2 separate regions of the Homo sapiens genome follow, and region 2 is linked to region 1. A link is a contact called in ENCODE Hi-C or POLR2A ChIA-PET data. All regions are on one chromosome and are shown on one strand. Each heading gives the region's core, a stretch centred on a gene start or an enhancer-like site at or near the end of the contact. The rest is flanking DNA. Distances are from core to core; before and after follow the strand shown.

Evidence for each region. Hi-C counts contacts between places; a loop is a spot of excess contacts on that map. ChIA-PET counts read pairs that join two places held with the same protein, here RNA polymerase II (POLR2A). Pooled maps may share reads with other maps.
Region 2: a map of B cell shows a loop between it and region 1 (11-fold over the local background). The contact joins the promoter of NUTF2 here to the promoter of PSMB10 in region 1. A Hi-C loop is called at or near these places in 30 of 168 maps with a recorded cell type or tissue (B cell, CD4-positive, alpha-beta T cell, CD4-positive, alpha-beta memory T cell and 24 more), 24 of 37 single-sample maps with no recorded cell type and 27 of 50 pooled maps. POLR2A ChIA-PET finds 5 or more read pairs at or near these places in 34 of 52 experiments (AG04449, AG04450, B cell and 27 more).

Annotation. Positions count from the first base shown.
Region 1 is chr16:67,935,582-67,938,746 of GRCh38, forward strand. PSMB10 (proteasome 20S subunit beta 10) reads right to left here and starts at 1,269. Exons shown (of 8, transcript NM_002801.4): 1 at 1,113-1,269; 2 at 817-904; 3 at 634-731; 4 at 382-522; 5 at 1-116. The coding sequence starts at 1,168. RefSeq lists enhancers at 1-38, 189-378, 669-948, 1,199-1,448.
Region 2 is chr16:67,845,178-67,848,308 of GRCh38, forward strand. It overlaps NUTF2 (nuclear transport factor 2), which reads left to right and starts at 1,756. Exons shown (of 5, transcript NM_005796.3): 1 at 1,756-1,808. It overlaps CENPT (centromere protein T), which reads right to left and starts at 2,516. Exons shown (of 16, transcript NM_025082.4): 1 at 2,224-2,516. RefSeq lists silencers at 1,242-1,511, 1,712-2,061 and an enhancer at 2,532-2,641.

The DNA.
Region 1 (3,165 bases), core at 19-2,518:
CCAGGGCTGTGAAGGGCAGACGGCTGTAGGAGCCATGGGGATGCACACCGTAGAGCTGCGGTCCAGTCAGGTCTACGCCGCCCACGATCAGCGATGCACCCACGTGGCCCTGGTACCTGCTCGAGGATGGGCGGGGTCGGCCACAAGCTGGGGCCTAGGCCCCACCTCTCTATGCCCAGCTCCTAGGTGCTATCCCCGCCCCTTCCTGTGGGCTGGCGCCCGATGACTGACATCGCCTTTTCCTGTAGCCCAGGTTCTCTTGGGCCGGCCTCTTCCGGTCACCTGGCCCGTCGCGGTCCCGCCCTTCTTTCTGTCCCGCCTTCCAATGGCCCCAACCCCGTAACTACCCCTGCCGGGGTCCTGTTAGCCCTGCCCCCGCACCTGAAGAGCGTCTGGCGCAGGATGCGAGTGACCGTGGCCACGCGGGGCTCGCGGCCCGTAGATAACGCGTGTAGCTCCATCTTGGACGCCACCATCCGTGTGGTCATCTCGGCGTCCGCGGCTACTCCAGCCCCACAGCAGCTGAGGCAAAAGGGAGGATCGGTGTGGGCAGGGCTGGGACGTGCGGGGACCGGAGTGGGAACGAGGGGGCCGTTCTTTTTTGCGTACGGGAACTGGGCTCGGGAGTCTCACTAGATTTTGGGGGCGATGAAGTGGATCTTCTCGCAGCTCTTGTCCGCCACGACCGAATCGTTAGTGGCTCGCGTATCGGCGCCCAGAATGACCCCGTCCTGAGGAGAGGGAGGGACCGCAGCTTCAGTGCCTGCTCGATACTCTCGGCTCCCCTCCAGCTCCCCGTCCCTCCCCGCTGCTCACTTGGAACACCAGGCCCGCGATGGTGGTCCCGGTCTTGCGTGCGTGAGGGACCTTGAGCCCCGGGAGGACGCGTTCCAATGATGCATTTCTGGAAACGGAGGAGGGCGCCCATGTTTCGGCTCTGCTTTCAAGACCCCTGTTGCTTCCCCTAACCTGGTCCCCGTCTCCCTCATCTTCCGGGGTAAGCCTGGAACCCAAGTCGACCAACACACCCTCCCCCACCCCCAGCCAGGAAAAAAGGCCACGAGCAAGCAGAGGCGGCTCAGGAGTGACCGCCCCCCGCGCCCCCGCTTCACCTTTGGCAGTTCTCGAAGGAGAAGCCCCCTCGGGGCTCCAGGGCTGGCTTCAGCATCTTGGGGCAGGCAGAGGGGATTAGGGGTCGCGGGCGGATGAGTCGGCCAGACAAGCGGGGCCAGTGAGCAGCTAAAAAGTCCTCTGCTAGGCTTCACGTCTGTACTTCCTGCTTTCGCTTTCGCCTTTACCCTTCCTCAAAGGCCCGTGGCGGTTTTCTGCATCTTGTCTTTCACTTTTGGCTTCACTTGTGGCTCTGAGCATTTGGGGAACCGGGTGATGTCCCTTGCTGTGCCCTCTGTGCTGCTCACTGGGTACTCTGTTGGATAGAGGGACAAATCTCTTCCCTTCTGGACTTGTTCAGGTCCTCCTCCCCCTCCATCTGAGCCCCTTGCTCTTACCCTAGCCTCAACTCTGACCTCCAGTCCCAGCATAGTAAAGCTCTCAGAGCCTTGGCCAAGTCAGCATTGTTGCTGGCCACCCAGTAGCATCAGGCATAGCTGACTTTTGTTCCTTGTCACCTTTCTTCCAACTCTTGCCTCTTTTGTTGCCTTTACTCCTCTGCAAAAACCTCAAACAGAGGCTCAGTCCTCAGTCACAGGGACCCTGGTCTTTCCATCTTCCATCTCAGGTGCCATCTTCCCTCTCTCAAGAGGGCACCATGGGTGTTGGGTTCCACTCATGGCCAAGCCTTGTTATTTCACCTCCCCAGTGACCTCTTGTCTGCACACATCCTTTTCCTAGCACTTCTAGTCTCAGCTAGCATCCTCTCCCACCTGGACATTGCACTGGCCTCCCTGGTTACCTTGCAATTCTTGCCCCCCGCCCCCCGACCCCCAGGCTACTCCTTACCCTGCAGAGAGCGGGTCTTTCTAAATTGGAAATCTGGTCACATTCTTTCTCTGGTTTAAACCCTTCAGCAGTCTGGGCCTGGTGGCTCACACCTGTAATCCCAGCACTTTGGAAGCCCAGGAGTTCGGGGCTGCAGTGAGTATGGATCATACCATTGCACTCCAGCCTGGGCAATAGACCCCGTCTCAAAGGGGGAAAAAAAAGACTTGGGTTTGAGGCTAAGAGCAGCACGCAGCTGCCAAAGGGTTTATCTTAATTTTTTTTTTTTTTTTTTGAGATGGGGTCTTACTCTGTTGCCCAGGCTGGAGTACAATGGTGTGATCTCGGTTCACTGGAACCTCTGCCTCCCAGGCACAAGCACTCTTCCACCTCAGCCTCCTGAGTAGCTGGGACCACAGGCACACACCACCATGCCTGGCTAATTTTTTTTTTTTTTTTTTTTTTTGGTAGAGATGGGGTTTCACCGTGTTGCCCAGGCTGGTCTTGAACTCCTGAGCTCAGGCGATCCACCCTCCTCAGCCTTCCAAAGTGCTAGGCTTATAACCATGAACCACTGTGCCTGGCCTATTTTACGGTTTTTTTTTTTTTTTTTTTTGGACACAGGGTCTTGCTGTTGCTCAGGCTGGAATGCCGTGGCACCATCTTGGCTCACTGCAACCTCTGCCTCCCAGGTTCAAGCAATCCTCCCACCTCAGCCTGCCTAGTAGATTTGACTACAGCTGTGGCTACACCTGGCTAATTTAAAAATAAATTTTTTTTTTTGAGACGGAGTTTTGCTCTTGTTGCCCAGGCTGGAGTGCAATAGTGTGATCTTGGCTCACCGCAACGTCCACCTCCCAGGTTCAAACAATTCTCCTGCCTCAGCCTCCCGAGTAGCTGGGATTACAGGCATGCGCCACCATGCCCGGCTAATTTTGTATTTTTAGTAGAGACGGGGTTTCTCCATGTTGGTCAGGGTGGTCTCAAACTTCTGACCTCAAGTGATCCGCCCACCTCGGCCTCCCAGAGTGCTGGGATTACAGGCATGAGCCACCGCACCAGGCTAATTTTTAAAATTTTTGTAGAGATGAGGTCTCACTATATTGCCCAGGCTTGTCTCGAACTCCTGGGCTCAATCAAGTCAAACCCAAGTCTTTTTTTTTTTTTGAGACGGAGTCTCGCTCTGTCGCCCAGGCCGGACTGCGGACTGCAGTGGCGCAATCTCGG
Region 2 (3,131 bases), core at 506-3,005, 90 kb before region 1:
AAAAGTAAATGCCTTTAAAGCTCTGGGTTTACTGTGGGTGGTGGGGCACAAACGGAGACTTTCAGACCCCATAAAATATGACTCCCTTCTCTTTCTTACTTATGGACAAAGCCATCTGCCTGGGGACTTGTCTGTGGCAACATGCTGGGATGGTCCTAAAACTCAAGTCTCTGTTTCCCTTCTAGTCCCTTAGCACTGAGTTGGGAAAGTGGTGGGGAAGGAGTGAGACATAGGTTGTGTAGGTGGCTGGTTGGGGGATGGACTGGACCTCTGTCTTCCTAGGGTTAGATCTGGCTGGTAATCAGGTGGTGGAAGCACTGCAGTGCCCTTTGTTGCTCCTATTGGGCCAGTCTCACATCTTCCCGGTCGGAGCAAGGCCTTTTCCAGGATCCAGCCATGCTCTTCAGTGTATCCTTGAGCTCCTATTTATTGAAGGGACTTCTGCTGTTTCTGCATTGGCTCCCTTGAGGCTCTCAGCAGTACTCCCTGGACCCTCCCTGGTGTCTGGAGGTTATGGGCAGTGTTTTGGCTTCTTAGGGAGAAGAAGACAGTTCACAGAGCAAGGGAGATCCCAGATGCAGATGTATAAGCGGGGCAATGCAGAGTTCTCACTAGCTGAGTAATAAGCATCTAGTCAGGCAAAGTGTAGTGTTGACAGACCTGAGATTTAAAAAACAGAAGTGTGGTCCGGTCTTACCAGCCATCTCTTGGAGGGGTAGCCTGTGGGTGGGGGAAGGTGCAAAACTCTTGTGGAAGAACAGGAGTACTGAGAGACCTCCGGCCAGGAAGGAAGGCTAGGAGTTGCCTGGAGAGGCCTTGTAGCCATTTCCCTTACCTGTGGTACCCCAAGTTGGCTGCAGATCTCTTTGCCAAGCACAGGTCTGACCTAGAGACTGGCCTTACCACAAATGTTTGTGTTACCAAGAAAACAAATGGGCGTTGAAAGGAAAGGGCAATGGGTAGGAAGAGAACTATTTACAATCTGGTCACTTAAATCACAGCGAAATTTTGGGTAAGTCAGTCATTTCTCTTTCCTCATTAATAAAAATGAAACACTTAGCTGCTCTATCTGCTGCAAAAAAACCTTACAGAATGTTTTGGGGGGACCCCTGACTGTAGAAGTTTGAGGGTAACCTCTCCAACCAAGCCCCACCTGAGGGACATTTGAGTCTCCGGCCCAAGAATAGCCTAGCCTGCTCGAAACCAGCTTTGGGCCCGACTCGCCGAGGTGCAGGCGCACGAATGTTGGGATTGCAGGAGCTGTGCGTTCCGCCCGGGCTGGTTAAGGCCACACAGCTCGGAAGAGTAACAGCGGCAGCCATAGCCCCAAGGGGAGGGGGTTTCGTGAGCGGAAACGGCCCAGGGGCCCAGGGAGGGGCAGCTGGGCCAGCTTGGGGCCGGGCTGGGCTCCCACGGAGGCGGGGCCAACCCCCACCCCAGTGCACAGACTGGGCGGGGCCGAGCCAGCTGAGACCAGGAGACAACTGAGCCCTGACCCTAGCCTGGCGCCAACCTCTAGTGTTCCAGAGGCTTCCGCTAGACCACAATTCTCAGGGGCTTGCCCCGGCAGCCTCCCTCCCTGGCTTAGCCTCACCTCCCGCGCTGCGGGCCGTGTCTGGGCCTCCGCGCATAGCACGCCGGGAATTGTAGTTTTCTCTCGGCGCGCTCATGCCGGAAAGGGGGGGCGGTGGGACTGCGTCTCCCAGAGTGCAGCGGGGCGGGCGAAGGAAGGCAGGGGGGAAGGGACAGTCGGCCGCAGACCGCGCTGGGTTGCCGCTGCCGCTGCCGCCATCGTGCCAGCCCCTCGGGTGAGTGTCGGGGCCAGCACGCCGGGGCGGGGGCTGGGCCGCAGGAGCCGCTCTCTGGGCTGCCGGGAGGCTCCGCTGAGAGTCCCCGGGCGGCCCCTCCCCTCCCCCCCCCCCGGCGGCCCGAAGCCGCGCGGGGCCCGGGCCATGTGTCGCGCGCGGCTCCGCCTCCCGCCGGTCCTGTGAGGCGGCGGCCGGGGGTAACGCACAGAGAGCCAGCCGGGCGCCTATCTGGGCCGTACCGTGCTGGTGGCTGGTGCACCGGCCTGCGCCATGGCCAGGCCTTTTTCTCTAGTCAGGACCGTCCGGATGGGGCCTTAGGGCCCCGCCCCGTCTAGCCTGGCCCGGCCTGCGCGAGCCCCGCAAGCTCTGCAGGCTGGCTAGCGGGCAGACCCCAGCCCCACGTCCTGCTACCCACCTACGAAGGATCCGGGGATGGGCAGCGCCACCCGGCCCGCTCCAGAGTCAGCATGGGTAAGGGCGCCCGCCTGCCGCAGCCGGGGCTTGGGCCCCTCACCCTGTTCCCGACCATAGCCCGGCCGGGGTGTAGGTGAACGCCCCCTCCTTGTCTGCCCCTCGGAAGTGTACGTTTCTTACCGCGCCCTTTGTGGAGCCCGGACTGGAGTTCTCGCAGGGAGGGCAGGGTCAGGGAATATGAGGCGGGAGGGGATTCCACGGGAGACTTTATCCCTGTCTTGTCTTAGAGGATCTGGGCCTGATGGGGTGAGGCGGCTCCTGCCGGGTAGGCCCAGCCCACGCCCTTCTCTATCAGTGACCAGGCCCCAGCAGCAACACAGAATTGCCCCGCAGGACAGGATGACTTCATAAGAATGGGATGTTAAGGTGGGACTTAATGCACGGGAAGTAGAATTCAGGCCTGAGGTTCTTGAGCCTAGTGCTAAACCAGAACCTGGGCTGGAAGGGGCTTTGGGGGGTGGGGCACGTAGATTTCAGACTTTGTGGGGCCCTCCCGAAGCCTGGGTGGCAGAACTAGGGCTGGAAGCTCCAGAAAGTCTGGCTTCCCCTCACTTGCTTGCTCACTTCCCAACAACTGGAGCTGCCTGTAAACAGGCAGGAACCTGGTTGCTTTATGAAATTGCCCTTACTGATGCCATCAGAGACCCTACTGAGTTCTGGGGGAAGAGTTATCTTTGACCAAAAAATACTATCCTGATATCCTTTGTAAAGGCGCTTCTGATTGAGAGATGGTAAATTAAGGAACCAGTCCAGAGAAGACCTTGGGACTAGGGGAGAGATGGCATGTAAAGCGTTGATTTCTCTGAGCCGCAGTCTTTCCAGAGACTAAAGAAGTAGCTCAGGCCTGGC